Linked DNA regions of Homo sapiens: region 1 is linked to region 2. A link is an interaction called in ENCODE POLR2A ChIA-PET data of the cell type or tissue named here. Cell type or tissue: Panc1. All regions are shown on one strand. Each heading gives the region's core, and the rest is flanking DNA. Links, peaks and the distances in the headings are about the cores only.

Evidence for each region. Peaks named below come from ENCODE experiments on the same cell type or tissue, not always from the same donor. Only the 100,000 strongest peaks of a DNase experiment are listed, where the experiment ranks them.
Region 1: POLR2A ChIA-PET joins it to region 2 with 6 read pairs; 2 of 35 experiments call an interaction of 5 or more read pairs at or near these places.

The regions. Positions count from the first base shown.
Region 1 is chr12:76,597,292-76,605,334 of GRCh38, reverse strand. The region is part of intron 3 of LOC105369850 (a long non-coding RNA gene); the gene reads right to left. It also overlaps the pseudogene RPL7AP9. Among named protein-coding and RNA genes, the nearest start is that of OSBPL8, 42 kb to the right of the region's middle. In Panc1, for the core only: no CTCF peak of the experiment used is centred there; no DNase peak of the experiment used is centred there.
Region 2 is chr12:76,418,522-76,426,564 of GRCh38, reverse strand. The region is part of intron 4 of OSBPL8 (oxysterol binding protein like 8); the gene reads left to right. Among named protein-coding and RNA genes, the nearest start is that of BBS10, 74 kb to the right of the region's middle. In Panc1, for the core only: no CTCF peak of the experiment used is centred there; a DNase peak (open chromatin) is centred at 3,284; H3K4me3 peaks cover 892 bases; H3K27ac peaks cover 1,252 bases.

The DNA of each region.
Region 1 (8,043 bases), core at 2,052-7,051, 180 kb before region 2:
CTTTAAGATGTTAGAAGTTTTCTAATGTTAGTATTTCATATGTGATTTCATTTTACAATTGATTTTGAGGGCAGTCAGTAGTGGGAGGGGCTTGAATTTAAGCAAGGCCTTATGCTAGACATTGACTATTTTTGAGGAATTGATATAATTCCGTGAGGCTAGGGTGAGCAAACAAAGGCAAGAGTGGCTGGTGATGAGGTTGCCCAGATAGCAAGAGGTCAGATTATGCAGGGCTATTTTAAAGATTAAGGTTTGTGAAGTTCTTGCCACAATTCTGCTAAAAGAGAAAAAAGAAACCCAAAATGGAAAAATCAAATAAAGATGCTAGATTTTATCCTAAATAGAAGGGAAGCCATTGAAGGATTTACACAAAATAAGATGTTTTAAGTTACATTTTTAAAACAATGCGGTATCTGTTGTGTGGAACATAGAAGGGAGACAAGTTAGGAGGCTATGGCAGTCACCCCAGGAGAAATGATAGATAAGAATTAGGAGGACTGATGATTGATTAGATATGGAAAGTAAGAAAAATGAAATTATCAAGAATGATTCCCAAGTTTTGGGGTGAGCAGCTGGAAGGAAAGGCAGAAAGAGAAGTGCAATTGAAGGGGAGGAAAAGATTAAAGGTTTAGTTTTAGCCATGTTCAAATTCAGATGTCTCCATGAATGAAACTATCAGGAAAGACTAGTTGGAACCCCAAAGAGAGATATGGGCTGGAGGTGAAAAAAAAAAGTTCAATCCAAATTGCAAATGTGCTCCTGCATTTTTTGTTGTTTAATCAAATATACTTTTTATTTATTTTAGCATCTTCAAATATTATTGTTCAGCTTTGCAGAAATGAAGAGGATATTGCTTATTTGTAAGGTTACTGTGAAATGTCTGCCATCTTGCTGACGGTCATGGAGAATACTATAAGTCTATCTCATTCGATGGCATGAAAACAATGAAGGCACAGAAACTGCCAAGATGAGAAACACAGTCTTTTTTGTATCATTGTCTTACTAACAAACATTTATATCCTTATCTATATTTCTTACTGGGGAAAACTTGTTGCCATGTTTACACCTAAATCACATCAAAGTTGTGCAACATTTAAAAGATGTATCAGGGTGATGCAGGAGGATAGCTTGAGGCCAGGAATTCAAGACCAGCCTGGGCAACATAATGAAACCCTGTCTCTACAAAAAATAACAGAATTAGATTAATTTTGTTATTTAGTTGAACAAAAAAATTATCTAACAAAAATAACAAAATGCACCTGTAGTCCTAGCTACTTGGGAGGCTGAGGTAGGAGGATTGCTTTAGTCCAGAAGTTTGGGGTTGCAGTGAACTATGATTGCATCACTGCACTCCAACCTTGACAACAGAGCAAGATCTTGTCTCTTAAAATAATAAAATAAAATAAAATAAACTTTATCAAAGGAATCTTTAGTTTTATTAAGTATGTAAACATAATTTTAAAAAATAAATTTAATTCCAAATACTGGATTATCCAAAAACTACATCCAGGAAAGATGTAGTCTTATGGATCTTTAACAGCTAATAAGTTCATATTTCTTTTTTTCCCCGGTAACAGTGAGTGAGTGCTGGAACCAGCTTTCACAGGCCCATGAGAGCCAAATGTATGCATCTCTTTCCAACTCTACATTCAATGATGTCAGGTCGGTAGCTCGAAATCGGCTATGGTGGGAGTGTTTACACTACAGAAATCAACAAACACTTCAAATAAGTGCTTTTTTGTTCACCAGAATATATACCTATATCTCTTTTCTCTCTTGATTCCTCCAATTAAAAAAGAAAAGTTTTCATGGAATACTTACTAAAAAGCCCAATTTATTTTGTTTAAGTACTCATTTCCAAACTTGGGGAAAATTGAACCTTTTAGGAAATGCTATTTGAGTTTTACATCTTCCTTTTTAGTTGGAGGAGTCCAGGTTGAATGTATATGTTATTTATTATTAAAACCATTACATAAAAGTAAGATATCTCAAATTATTTGGGTTATAGTGGAACCATTACCAATCCTGGCATTTAGATTTCTGGTAAAGATAACTCTCAGCTTATAGGTATTATAAATGACTATATAGCTCTAAAGTTGGCACCAGGAATCTAAAAGCTCTATATAAACATCAATGAAGGAATATGTGCTTTAAGACCTACCTGGTCTATTTGTAGAGGGGCAGACTCAAGAAGTTTAAGTTCTTATCACATTTGTCTGGTTACTCAGAAATAGTCCCTCTGATGTTTTTTAAGGACAGTGTGATCAGCTCAACCTTACAACTAGTTACATTGTTTTCAAGGGACCTAAGCTATAAATGTGAGGGAATTCATTTTTTAATTTTTAAAATTTTTCAATTAAATTTTTTTTGAGATAGGGTCTCACTTTTCACCCACACTGGAGCGCAGTGGTGTGATCTTGACTCATTGCAGCCTCGACATCCCAGGTTCAAGCAATCCTCCTACCTCAGCCCCACAGGTAGCTGGGATTACAGATGTGCACCACCATGCCTGGCTAATTTTTGTATTTTTTATAGAGACAAGGTTTTGCCATGTTGCCCAGGCTGGCCTTGAACTCCTGGACTCAAGCAATCCACCTGCCTTGGCCTTCCAAAGTGCTAGGGTTATAAGCATGAGCCACCTGTGCCCGGCCGAATTCGTTTGTTTTTTGGTTTTGTTCTTTTTTTTTTTTTTTGGAGACACAGTTTCACTCTTGTTGCCCAGGCTGGAGTGCAATGGCCTGATCTCAGCTCACCACAACCTCCGCCCCCCGGGTTCAAACAATTCTCCTGCCTCAGCCTCCCGAGTAGCTGGGATTACGGGCATGTACCACCACACCTACTAATTTTTTGTATTTTTAGTAGAGATGGGGTTTCTCCATGTTGGTCAGGCTGGTCTCGAATTCCCAACCTCAGGTGATCTGCCCACCTCGGCCTCCCAAAGTGCTGGGATTACAGGCATGAGCCACTGCGCCCAGCCTGAATTCGTTTTTTTAAACACAAATCTCTTATTAACACTTAAAGACAAGTCTTAGACCAAAAGCTATTGGATCAGGGTCTTTATGTTCAGTTCTCTACCATGCCATATTCTAAAACAGGATTTTTAAGCCTTATGGGTATTCTATGGTTTGAATGTGTTTCCCCAAAGTTCATGTGTTGGAAACTTGGTCCCCAGTGCAACAGTATTAGGAGGTGGGACCTTTGGGAGGTGATTGGGTCATGAGGGCTCTGACCTCATTAATGAATTAATTCATTCACAAATTAATAGATTAATGGATTAATGGGTTATTAAGGGAGTGGATTAGTTTTCACAAGTGATTTCATAAAGGCTCAGGTCAAAGAAAATGCAGCTGTCTGCTTTCTGAAGCAGAAATGAATGGGCCTGTTTCATGTCAGCTGAGATACAATATGGCAGAGAAATTCCTTTCAGTGGAAAAACCCACAGGTTCCTTTGATAGCCTTCAATGGTAAGAGATGATGGTATTCTATAATTGGTGCAAGTGGAATGAGAGGTAAACGGGGATGCTAACAGAAAGGGGATTCAGGTGAGATTATATTAGAAGGCAAAGGAGACAGCATTATTAGACATTAAGGGTGAAAAATGGAAAAGTTTTACTAATGGAATGCCTTCACAGTCAGGCAGATAGAACTTTCACTTCCTTGAGATAGCCATTCTTGTATCTCCTACACCTAGCATAAAATCTCAAAAGATATTTGTTAATTTTTTTTTTTTTTTTTTTGAGACAGGGTCTCACTCTGTTTCCCGGGCTAGAGTGCAGAGGTACAATCAGGGATCAATGGAACCTCCATCTCCCAGGTCCAAGCAAACCTCCCACCTCAGCCTCCCGAGTAGCTGGGACTACCAGTAAGTACCACCATGCCCTGCAAATTTTTTAAATTTTTATAGATAAAAGGTCTTGCTATGTTCCTCAGGCTGGTCTTGAACTCCTAGGCTCAAGTGATCCTCTTGCCTTGGCCTCCCAAAGCACTGGGATTATAGTCATGAGCCACCATGCCCAGCCTCATCATGTTTTTTATTGGTGATTATGACAGAGATTAGGAGGCACTATTCAATCACTTCATGCTATATGGTGTTATAGACTGAACATCTGTGTTTCCCCCAAAATTCATTTGTTGAAGTCCTAACACCGAATGTGATGTTATTTGGAAATGGGGCCTTAAGGAGGACATTAGGATTACATGGTAGACCCTCATGATGAATTAGTGCCTTTATAACAAGAGATACCAGAGAGCTTACTCCCTCTCTCTCCATATTTGAACAAAGAACAGGTCATGTGAGCGAATATACAAGGAAGAAGGCAGCCTTCTTCAACCCAAGGGGAGAACTCCCACTGGAAACTGATCATGCAGGCACACTAATCTCAGACTTCCAGCCTCCAGACTGTGAGAAAATAAACTTCTGTTATTTAAGCCGCACAGTCTATGGTATTTTTTTTTTTTATGGCAGCCTAAGCAGACTAATGCATATAGTCTTCTCATTTTGTTAGGGTTTGAATTCAATATAGTAAGAAAATTTTCCTGTTTCTAGGATTCTTGTCAGACACTGTTGGAGGGAAGAAAAATTCACCTGTACTGTTTTAGGGGCTCTGCTTGCTACGCTCTTTTAGAAAATTTGAGGCCTGTGGTTTAGTGTTACTCAGTCATTGTGCTTCCCTCACCTCTCCTTTTGCAGATTAAAGGAGCCTGAAGTAAAGATGCAAGAACATGTCTTGGGAAAGGTAATGTGGCTTTACTTGTAAATAATTTCTCCCCCCTCTTAAGAACCAAATGTTTCTTTGTTTTTTTTTGAAGGAGAATTTGTATTATTTTTATTATTTTTATGTACAGAAAGCTCAACAGTGCATACTTAACCCAGTTTAATGGCAAGTTCATTCACCTTTGCCTTTTCCAGCTTGGCAAAGTGAGCCACAGATTTGGGACCCAGGACATTGCCTCCCCAGTGACAATGGATCTCATCATATCTGTCGCTGGAATTGGTCCTGATAGCTTCCACCAGCTTAGCCAAAGCTCCTTTGTCTTCTGAGTTAACCTCTGTGAAGGCGACAGTGGTGGAGGTCTTCCTGTGGACTAAACATCCCAGTCTTGCCTTCCCCTTGATAATGCAGTGGGGGAACCCCATTTTATGACACAGGACAGGCAGGAAGACAACCAGCTCAATGGGATCCACGTGGTGTGCCATCACCACCAGCTGAGCCATCTTGCACTCCACCAAGGTGGTGATGGCGTTAACTCCTGCTCGAAGGACAGGTGATCTCTTAGTGGGGGACATCCCCTTTGCTGGCAGCTTTCTTCTCAGCCTGGGCCAACAGTCTCTGCTTCTCTTGCTTTGTTTCTGGTCTGTACTTGTGGGCCCGCTTAAGCAGCCGAGTAGCTATGTGGCGATCCAAGGCCTGGGTGAACTGGTTAATTGTAGGAGGCACTTTCAACTGCTTATAGAGGATAGCTCTTTGCTGCTGCAACCTGATATAGTGGGGGCATTTGACAAAGCAGGTGAGGCACCTTTTGGGGCTGGATGTCCTCTCCAGTGCCAAAATTCTTAGGCCGTTTCTCAAACAGGGAATTCACCACTTTCTTGGCATCCTGCTTCTTCACGACAGCAGGGGTTGGGGCCACCTTCTTCCCCTTGGTCTTCTTTCCTTTCGGCATCTTGGCTGGTGGGAGGGGACCAAATGTTTCTTAAATAGGTTACAGCAGGCCGGGTGTGGTGGCTTACGCCTGTAATCCCAGCACTTCAGGAGGCTGAGGTGGGCATATCACCTGAGGTTGGGAGTTTGAGACCAGCCTGACCAACATGGAGAAACCGTGTCTCTACTAAAAATAAAAAAAAATTAGCTGGGCGTGGTGGTGCACGCCTGCAATCCCAGCTACTAGGGAGGCTGAGGCAGGAGAATTGCTTGAACCCAGGAGGTGGAGGTTGTGGTTAGCCGAGATCGCACCATTGCACTCCAGCCTGGGCAACAAGAGCGAAACTGCACCTCAAAACAAAACAAAACAAAACAAAACAAAAGGTTACAGCAGAGGTCCCCAACCCCCAGGCTGGTACAGTTCTATGGCCTGTTGGGAACTGGGCTGCATAGCAGGAAGTGAGCAGTGGGTGAGTGAGAGAAGCTTCATCTGTATCGATAGCTGCCCCCAACCACTCGCATTATCACCTGAGTTCCACCTCCTGTCAGATCAGTGGTGGCATTAGATTCTCGCAGGAGCAGGAACCCTATTGTGAACTGTGCATGTGAGGAATCTAGGATGTACATTCCTTATAAGAATCCAGTGCCTGATGATCTGTCATTGTCTCCCATCGCCCCCAGATCAGACCATCTAGTTGCAGGAAAGCAAGCTCAGGGCTCCCACTGATTCTGCATGATGGTGAGTTGCATAATTATTTCATTAAATATTACAATGTAATAATAATAGAAATAAAGTGCACAATAAATGTAATGTGCTTGAATCATCCAAAAACCATCCCCTCAACCCCAGTCCATGGAAAAATTGTCTTCCACAAAACTAGTCCCTGGTGCCAAAAACGTTAGAGATTGCTGGATTATAGCCAAAATTTAAAATTTTCATGGTCAACATCTTCCATCATTTGAACTTTGAAGATCTAGTTAATCTTATCTCCTCTTCATTTCCCTTCATGCTGTTGGCAGATAGGTCTCCTTTGTGGAACATGATCACATCACACTTTTGCTTTTCTTCATGTCTGACAAACCTTCAGAGCTTCTCTGGTTTATATAAATCCTACCAGTCCTTAAAGCTCTATCTCATGTCTGAGACTTTCCATGAGGCTTTATCTGATAATTCTGTGAAGTAAAACAACTAGTATTTCTTTGCTATAAAAGATGTCACCCACACAACCCTAGGCATCAAGGGATTAACAGTAATGCCCTCAGCTACTGCATGAAGGAAGTTTAATTGTGTTACACAAAAAGTGTCATGGGCCTTTACTTATGTGGGATCTATGTTCAGTTCGGACTCCAACCAGAAAGACCCCTCCTACTGGAAAAACCTTCACTCTTTGTTAACAGCCCAATGGTCAGGGAACAGATGACAAAGTCCTACAGGGAGAGTGCAAAACCAGAACACTCAGGTTGGAGAGATTGCGCTGCAGAATTATCCAGCCATTCTCAGCTTCAACAAGTAAAGGTTTATGTACCTCTGTAATGGGAATGATAACAGTTTATTCATCAGGGTTTTCTTTTTACTATATAGAGTAAATACAATGAGATGTGGAAAAACATTTTGTAAAATACAAAAGGGGAGAAAGACAGGAACTTATATATATTAAGAATTCACCAAGTGCCAGGCAGTGCAATGTAAAGCCTGTAGCACAGATGTATCTTTCCTCTTGGTGAATCCCTGCTCACTGCACTGTGTTGGAGCATCAGCCAACTGCAACATTAATCTCCAGACTCTTCATCCTCTGTGTTTCCTTTAGGAAGAGTTCCACACTTTGATCTTCAGACTTGCTATTAAGGGCATTCTCTGCTGTTTGTCTAAATTTAAAGTGGTTTCAAAGGACCTTATGTAGCTTTTTGTTATTTTTTAATGACTTTAGTATAGTTATAATTCAAAACTGTTTTATTTGCTCTTTTTAAGGGGTGACTTTTTAGTTAAATAATTTTATTACTTAATATCTCTCTCAGGAAAGTCGTTGCCCCAAGAAGAGCCAGTGATCACAAGCCCTTCCTAAGACAGATCTCCTAAGCAGGCACTAAATGAATCCCTGGATACAATCATAGAGTAAAGACCAGTAGTCTGTGCTAACAGGCACCATGTCCTTTCATTCTATGAAAAGGAAAAGGGAAGGAGGCAAATAGGTACTTTATCAGTATAGAGTCAAAAGAGAAGGGCCATTCAGAACCTGGGTTCAAATGTCATTACATTGCTTCCGGTTTGACCCTGGGAAAGCTACTTAACCTCTTTGCATCTTGATTTCTCTTATAAAAATCCACATACTAATACCAAAGCTGATGTAAGGATTAGTTGATGTAAAATACGTAAAATTTAGCATAATAACTGACATACACA
Region 2 (8,043 bases), core at 1,336-6,335:
CTTATCTCTTCCCCTTTACATGCCTTCTACGTGCTCCAGGTAACCAGAATCCTCACTTTTTTGTGCCTTTTCTTTTTTTCTGGTAATGTTACCATCATGTATGCATATCTAGACAATTTATGGTTATTTCTTTAAACACTGTTGAGAGTGTGTTTGAAGAAAAACTTCAGACAAATTAAATTTAACAGAGTGTATTTGAGTGAGAACGATTCATGGATTGGGCAACACTCAAAACCAGAAGAGGTCCAGAGAGCACCACTCTGAAACATAAGCAGTGAATATTTATAGACAGAACTCAGAAATACAGAAGTAGCATGATTGGCTACAGCTGGGCTTCTGCCTTATTTGAACATGATCTGATTAGTTTGTTGCCTGTGATTGTCTGAAGCTCAGCTGCTGTGATTGGCTGAGATCAGCCTATTTGTTACAAATATTAGACTCCTAAGTTAGATTTCTGTTCATTTACATACCAAAGTTAGCTTGCAGTTCATTATTAGGAACTAAAAATACAGAGACAGCCTCAGGCCATTGGCCTCCTGCTTATTTAACAGTAGCAAGCCCAAACCTAGTTGGGTAAGGAAAGGGCAACATTGCTGGAAGATAAACTGAGCAAGAGTCTCTGAGCCAGAGTTTGGTTATGATTTCTTTGAGAGTTTAACAACTGAAGAAAGCATTCGGCAAGATAATTAGTGGGTCTTGGGAAACACAAGATTCATTATTGCTTGTGGTTTAATTACTGGATACCTGGCAGGAATATGACCAGGAGAGGTATATTCTGCTTTTTTAGTTCACCATGTTCAACCAGGATTAGGTAAAAAGTAGAATGCTTCATTGTTTTGGAAGTATTCTCAGCTGATCCAAACATCAGCTTGAAGGAACAGAGAAGAAGTTTTATCAGCATACAGTCAGACAGACAAGCCAGTGTCAACAAAGAACTTGGGCAAAGCTCACCCAAGCAGTTTGCCCATGTGTCAAAAAAGATGGTGCAGTGGCAGGGGGACTTTTTGGTAATGACACCTCTTTTATATTGGATGTCCTGTTTCTGTACCCCATGCATTCTTGATTTATCACATTTTGGTACAGTTTTATCTTCCAGTACAGCCTTTCTTAACTGGAGTCTCATGACAGAAGTAAGTCCTATAGGAATATTTTCTCTGTTTCTCAAAGATATAGTGCATTGTTGGAAATATTATAGATGCATGGGAGATAAATTTAATTCATCTTGAACAGTGGATGCCTTAGTACATTAGGCTTAATTCTATTGCAGAACCCCAGCTGAGAAGGGCTACTGTAGTAAATTATTTTAAATGGTACATAGAAAATAAAATTTTGAGACCTTGCATGTCTAAAGATATCTTTATTTTACTCTAATATGTAATTGATAGTTTGGCTGGGTATGGAATTCTAAATTGAAACTTGTTTTCTTTCATATTTTGAAGATTTTGGTTATTTTTTGGCCTGCTTCCAGTATTGTTGTTGACGTAAATAGCCTATCTGATTCATGATCCAGAGGAACTTGGTGCTGTGAATTATGTGCAAAAGGGTTATTTGGTGTAAATAAGGTTGACTTTCAGTTTTTATTACTGCTGTTGTGATTTGGCTTTCTTGGATCTGCAAGACCATGACTACTTGTTCATCTCGAGCTTTGCAGTGTCAAATTTATGTTGTTAATATATCCTCTCCTGGATATGTACTTTTGGGATATATATAGATATTTGTTTATTTTTTTAAAATACCCCTTTTCTTGATTTTACTTGAGTTTTAGGAGGGAACGCATTTGTTCAGTATCTTCATTTTGCCATTTTAACCTAGACTCTTTTAAGACTTTGTGTATCATCTGATTTAATCCTCATAACAATCCTATAATATCAGTACTACTATTAGCATTGTATACGTGAGAAAACAAAGACTCAGAGAAATTAAACTGTTTAAGTATTTCTAGGAAAGATAAAACAGAGATTTGAATGCAGTTTAATTTCAAATCCTGCTTAACTATTATACTAGCATAATGCTGTTTGTGATGTTCTTTATGCCTTTAAAGGCAAGCACCATTACATGAATTATAATTATTTGTTGTCTACAGTTAATAATAATGTACATTTTATGATATGGAGAAAAGCAAAAAATAATAATAACCAAACCAACCCCTAAAACCCACAAACTTGTTGCAGTTATGGGTATTAGTGGTAAACTTATTCTCCATTAATTGATTTTGAAATGCCTTTGCCCAAGAAAGAATATGTCACATACAAGAAATTGAGTTTTGCCTGGTGCGGTGGCTCACACCTACAATCCTAGCACTTTGGGATACCAAGGTGGGTGGATCACCTGAGGTCAGGAGTTTGAGACCAGTCTGCCCAACATGGCGAAACCCCATCTCTACTAAAAATACAAAAATTAGCCAGGCATGGTGGCAGGTGCCTGTAGTTCCAGCTACTTGGGAGGCTGAGGCAGGAGAATCACTTGAACCCGAGAGGTAGAGGTGGCAGCGAGCTGAGATTTTGCCACTGCACTCTAGCCTGGGCGACAGTGAGACTCCATCTCAAAAAAAACCCAAAAAACAAAAAAGAAATTGAGTTTTGCTTTTTCATGTGTTCTTTCTAGTAAGGACAAAGTCTTAGATTATATGAGATGTTGTGCATGAATAGAGAACCAGCGTTGAAGTGAATGCATAATAAGGAAGGATACTGAGATCTTATGGTAAGATACCTATAAAAATGAGCCACTAATAAATTTTAACCTAGATGGTTATTGTCCAGCTGAGTGGGTGTATTTTCAGATTGAAAGAAAGAATTATAACCAAAAAAATCAATCTACGGCATATATAGAGAGCATCTGACTAGAGCTTTTAAATCTGAATTAAGGTAGGGTAAGGTATATGGATTTTAGTATAATTGGGAGAGAATTCTTTGGAATTTTAAAGATTAGGTATAAACAGATGGTACCTGTTAGATTTAATGACGTGGAGTCAATACTGGTCACTTAGTTTTAAACATAGTACATTTGTCACTGTGATAATAAAGTTGCTTTTAAAAAAAATTTTTTTTAAGCAGGAAAGACTCATTGATAGACTGAACAGTTTAGATGTAATGAAACTGTTCAAATTAAATTTTGAACAGTTTAAATGTAATTAAGAGGAACAGTAGCAGCTCATATTTTCTTCAAGGAACATGTTAGAGCATACAGCATTATGGTGTCGTTTTAATCTCCTCTGTTGATTGGTTTGCGCTAACACTGTCTTAATGACTCATATATCCCTGCTGGAGGCAAAACTTAAATGTTTATTCTCTGCTTTAACTGTTGGAATCCATCAACGTTGTGCTTGAAAGAGTATCTTTCCTTATGAATGTTTAATCATGGCTGAGGCAAGCTGTAGATTAGATATAAATCTAGAAGCTTCAGGGAAGATAAAAAGCATTATGTTTATATCCATCTTTGAAGTAAGTAAAAGCTGGGAAGGAAGGAGTCGGAAGAGGTGGGAAGTGTGGCCGGATAGTACAGAAACATAATGGATATGATAAAAGGATTGCATTTCTGAGAAGAGAAAATGACTTTATTGCTTCATCTTGAATTGCTAAGTATTGATCTTGTTTTGTTTTCCTAAAGCAGCAATTCAGTGCAGGGTGGTTTGATAAAAAGGTAAAACATTAGTAGAATAGCCTTTCATGTTTATCAGTTCCTTTTTTTAAAAAATCAGCAGCATGGTTTAATGCTTTTTCTGTCAGGCTTTCTCTATCTGTTTATTGCTGATTTGACAGTCTTTGGTCCTTCTCCTTTGCTGTTAAATGTGTGTGTTCTTTGTTTGTGCTGGTGGGTTTTGCTACAGTTGGATGTGAGAGAAAAGCCTGTCTTTGCCATATTGGTCTAATTAGCCTTTGGGTGAGCATATACATTAAATAGACCTTCTGAGCTATGAAAGAAGAGAGCTCACAACGTAGATTTTCTTCCTGTACTGGGGTTTTGCCTGTTTTATTTCCTCCCCGGATTGATGGCCGAAAGCTTGTTCGGAATGCTTCATTTGGAGGATACAATGAACTTTCTCCTTCATTGCCAGGTTTGTGTGTTTAATCTTGCATTCCTAATTTCTTGCAGACTTTTAATTAAAATAAACCAGGCATTTTAACATTTTAAAGCCGCTTTCATTTAAATAAAACAATTCTGTAGTGAAAGCTTAGGTTTCAGTAACTGCTGCTAAACAGCTTGGCTTTTCCATATTTTCTCTTAGAGCCTCTTCAGTTAAAACTTCAGAAGTAATGATTCAGTAAAGTAGGAATCTTGAGTGCTTACGGCATAAATTTTTGCTTTAATTATAGAAATATTATGACCCTTTGATAAAATTAAAGCCCTTCTAGACTTGAGATAAACACAAAATTATATAAATAAACACATTGCTCTGAGGGTTTACCAAATGAAACCCAGATATTAATATTGATATTTGTTCATTTTTTGCAGAATGGTAACTATATTAAAGTTGATGTTTAATGTAAGCTTTAATCTTACCACTTTATTATCTTAATCTTTTTATCTTAAATTCTTAAATTTATCTTAAATTCTGACTAAAGTGAAGCTTTCTACTCAAGTATAGTTTTTGAAATACCTTAGCTTCCTCTTGTTGTTAGATGTATTTGTGTGTGATTAATTTTTATCATGAAAATTTATGATATTTTTAGGGTTATATTTATTAGGCATTTGACAGCTATGATTTAGGCATTAAACAATTGGTCAATGAGATGTAGACATAAATTGATCTTTTATTGTTTGAAATTGTAGCAAATATTTGAATATGTTTAAATAATCTTTTCCTTTCAGATTTTTAAACACTATATAATTATGTCTACTCTTTTAGGGTTATATTTTCTTTTAAAATAAAAGTACTATTTAATAATGATGGCAAAGAAATATTGACTGAAACTGATACTTGTATTTATATATTTTTTCTGACACTTAGATTTTGTTGAATTAAATTCCCTATTTTCACAATAACCTTTATTCTTGGCTTTCTGAATATTCATGTTGATAAGTGGTATATGTGTTCTTCTGAGATAGTGAAACGCCTCATAGAAAGTGTTCACCTGGGCAATTAAATAAATTATAAATTGACTGATTTCATTCTTTTCTAACAGTGTTTCACAAAAGAATTGGAAACCATAGTCCTGAACTCTCCCTAAGTAGTATAAGCTTTAAATAGCACTCAATCCATATTAAGTCTTCTTAGTGTAGCATGGTTGCTCTCATGCGTCTTTCTTATGTTTTAAATGGTGTAAATTTTAGTCGTTTGTCATTCAGAAGTGGCTTTGCAAATACAAAATACTGAGATTTTTTTAATGTTAGATATTTTTTATTTTAAAATGAGTTTCATTTCTGTATTTGTTTCTGTCTCTTTGTTTGCATTTTTTAGGCCAACAAGCTTGCTAGTATATATTGTTTGCTGACCTTCATGCCACAAGTCCACTTAGCTTTACAGAATAATCATGTGACCTTGATGAACAATAGAAAACTTAGCTTTTAAGTTTGGTACTTATTTAATTAGGCAGTTAAAGGCAAAATTGTCAGTTTATCTTGTCAAAGAAATATTAAAAGCCATCTTGGATGGATTTGTTTCTATAGAAAAGTAAATGGTTTGCTTTGTTTTCTAATTCTTGAAATAGAGAAAATCATATTCATAGGAATGATTCCATCATCTCCTTAATACAACCAGCTGTGATAAAAAGCTCTATAAAATATCTGCTTTTATCAACTAAGAAGTAGAATGGAATTAAGTACTTCAAAGAAGTGGCTTTTTGTTGTGACTTAAGGTAAAAGTAAAAAGTACATCTAATATCTCCTGATATACTTCATTGTTGTATTGAAAAAATTATTTTAGATGCATTTGCTTTTATCTGACAAAACTAGAGAAGGAAAGATTTGTTCTTCATTAGTGATATTTAAAGATAACTTTTTCTTACTGCTTTGAGCATAACCCTTTTTTAATTTTAATTTTCCTGAAAAAAATATTTTTTTCTTTTAGCCACTTCTGCCTTAATAAATACGTCAGCATAACCTTTTTCTTTATGATTAGCTATAACATGGATGTGACACCCCTGCCCCTGTACCCATAGTGATGTCATGATGCAATGTGTTTGTTTTATTTAGTTCATATCTGATTATCTATCTCTTGATCTCAGCTGTTACTTTTAGGTATGCTTGTTTTACTAATCTCTAGAACAGTACGTACAAATTGGAGTAAATAAACTTTGAACAAAGAAAGCATCTATAGACATCTATAGATTGTACATTTTAGTACATAGTTGTTTTGTATATTTTGACTTCTCAGATTTTTTTCTTGGCTCTTGGCTGTATTCAATATAGTTAATGTAGCAATTCTGTATTTATTTTGTAGATACTTATAAAATCTTTATTTGTAGATTTGTTTATGTAATTTCATTTTAATAAGACTGACGCAACATAAAATTTGCTTTATTATATCACAGTATTAATGAACCAGGTATATCAAAAAGATAACGCCTTATCAGTGATGATAGTACTTGCATTTTGTGGACAAATTAGAGGTTAAGGGCAGAATGCTAATTTATTCAGCGATAATATTCCATTGCATTAGCAGGAAAAAGTAAACCTATGTACTTACACTAGAGATTGTCTAATGTAAAATTTACTGTAGATGGGAAACTGAAGTCTCTGGAATTTAAGGAACTTACCATGGTTATATAATTACTTGATGGAAGAGTTATTATATTCACTGGAATTATTATGAGTCTGTGACTACTTCCAAAACCAAAAGATTAGAAGAAAGATATGACAGACTTTTTTCAACCAGGTTTGAATGTCATTAGTTTTTGTTTTGGGGTTGAGCTTTAGGAAATTCTTTTTTATTTGCTTTGATGGCTAAAAACATTTCTGAAACTCATTACTATGTTTTTTTCTTTTTATATGAAGAGAATATTATAGCACTGTCTTGCTTCAGTCTTAAGTACTTTATCACTTTCAAGCCTTTCCCCATTGGAGAAACTGAACCATTGGAAGTTAAGTATTGTGCCCAATGTCATACAGCTAGTAAATGGTGGCGCCAGGGTTGATAGATAGTCTGACCCCATAGCTTATTCGCAGGTATCCCTCTGCCTTTATTATAAGCAGTTATTTTACTGTATTATAATTTTTGTTTGAATACCTGGCTTCTCTTTAGACAGTAGCCTTTTTAAAAGAAAGGAATGATAGGGAACAATGTCTTTTCATGTTTTTATCCCTAAATGCAATGTGTTATGTAACAGGTAGGTACACTATAAATATTTATACTATATATATGCACTTTGTTTTTGTTCTTGTTTTTGTTTTGAGATGGAGTCTCGCTCTGTCTCCCAGGCTGGAGTGCAGTGGTGTGATCTCGGCGCACTGCAGCCTCTGCCTCCTAGGTTCAAGGGATTCACCTGCTTCCACCTCCCAACTAGCTGAGACTACAGGCATGTATCACCACGCCCAGCTAATTTTTGTATTTTTAGTAGAGACAGGGTTTCACCATGTTAGCCAGGTTGGTCTCAAATTCCTGGCCTCAAGTGATCTGCCTGCCTCAGCCTCCCAAAGTTCTGGGATTATAGGCATGAGCCATCATGCCCAGCCTAATATTTATATTTATAAGAGGTGAATCCATTATTATTTCTTAATTGATTGAAAGGATTGCCATCTGTCAATCTAAATAGTAATCATTCTGAATATCTGCTTTTTTGTTTGTTTTTGTTTTGAGATGGAGTCTCACTCTGTCGCCCAGGCTGGAGCACAGAGGCACCATCTTGGCTCACAGCAACCTCCGCCTCCTGGGGTTCAAGTGATCCTCTCACCTCAGCCTCCCAAGTAGCTGGGATTACAGGCATGTGCTACCACACCCGGCTAATTTTTGTATTTTTAGTAGAGATGGGGGTTTCACCATGTTGGCCAGGCTGGTCTCGAACTCCTGACTTCAAGTGATCTGCCCACTTCAGCCTCCCGAAGCGCTGAGATTACAGGCATGAGCCACCTCATCTGACCTGAATATGTGCTGTTGTTATAGGTTCT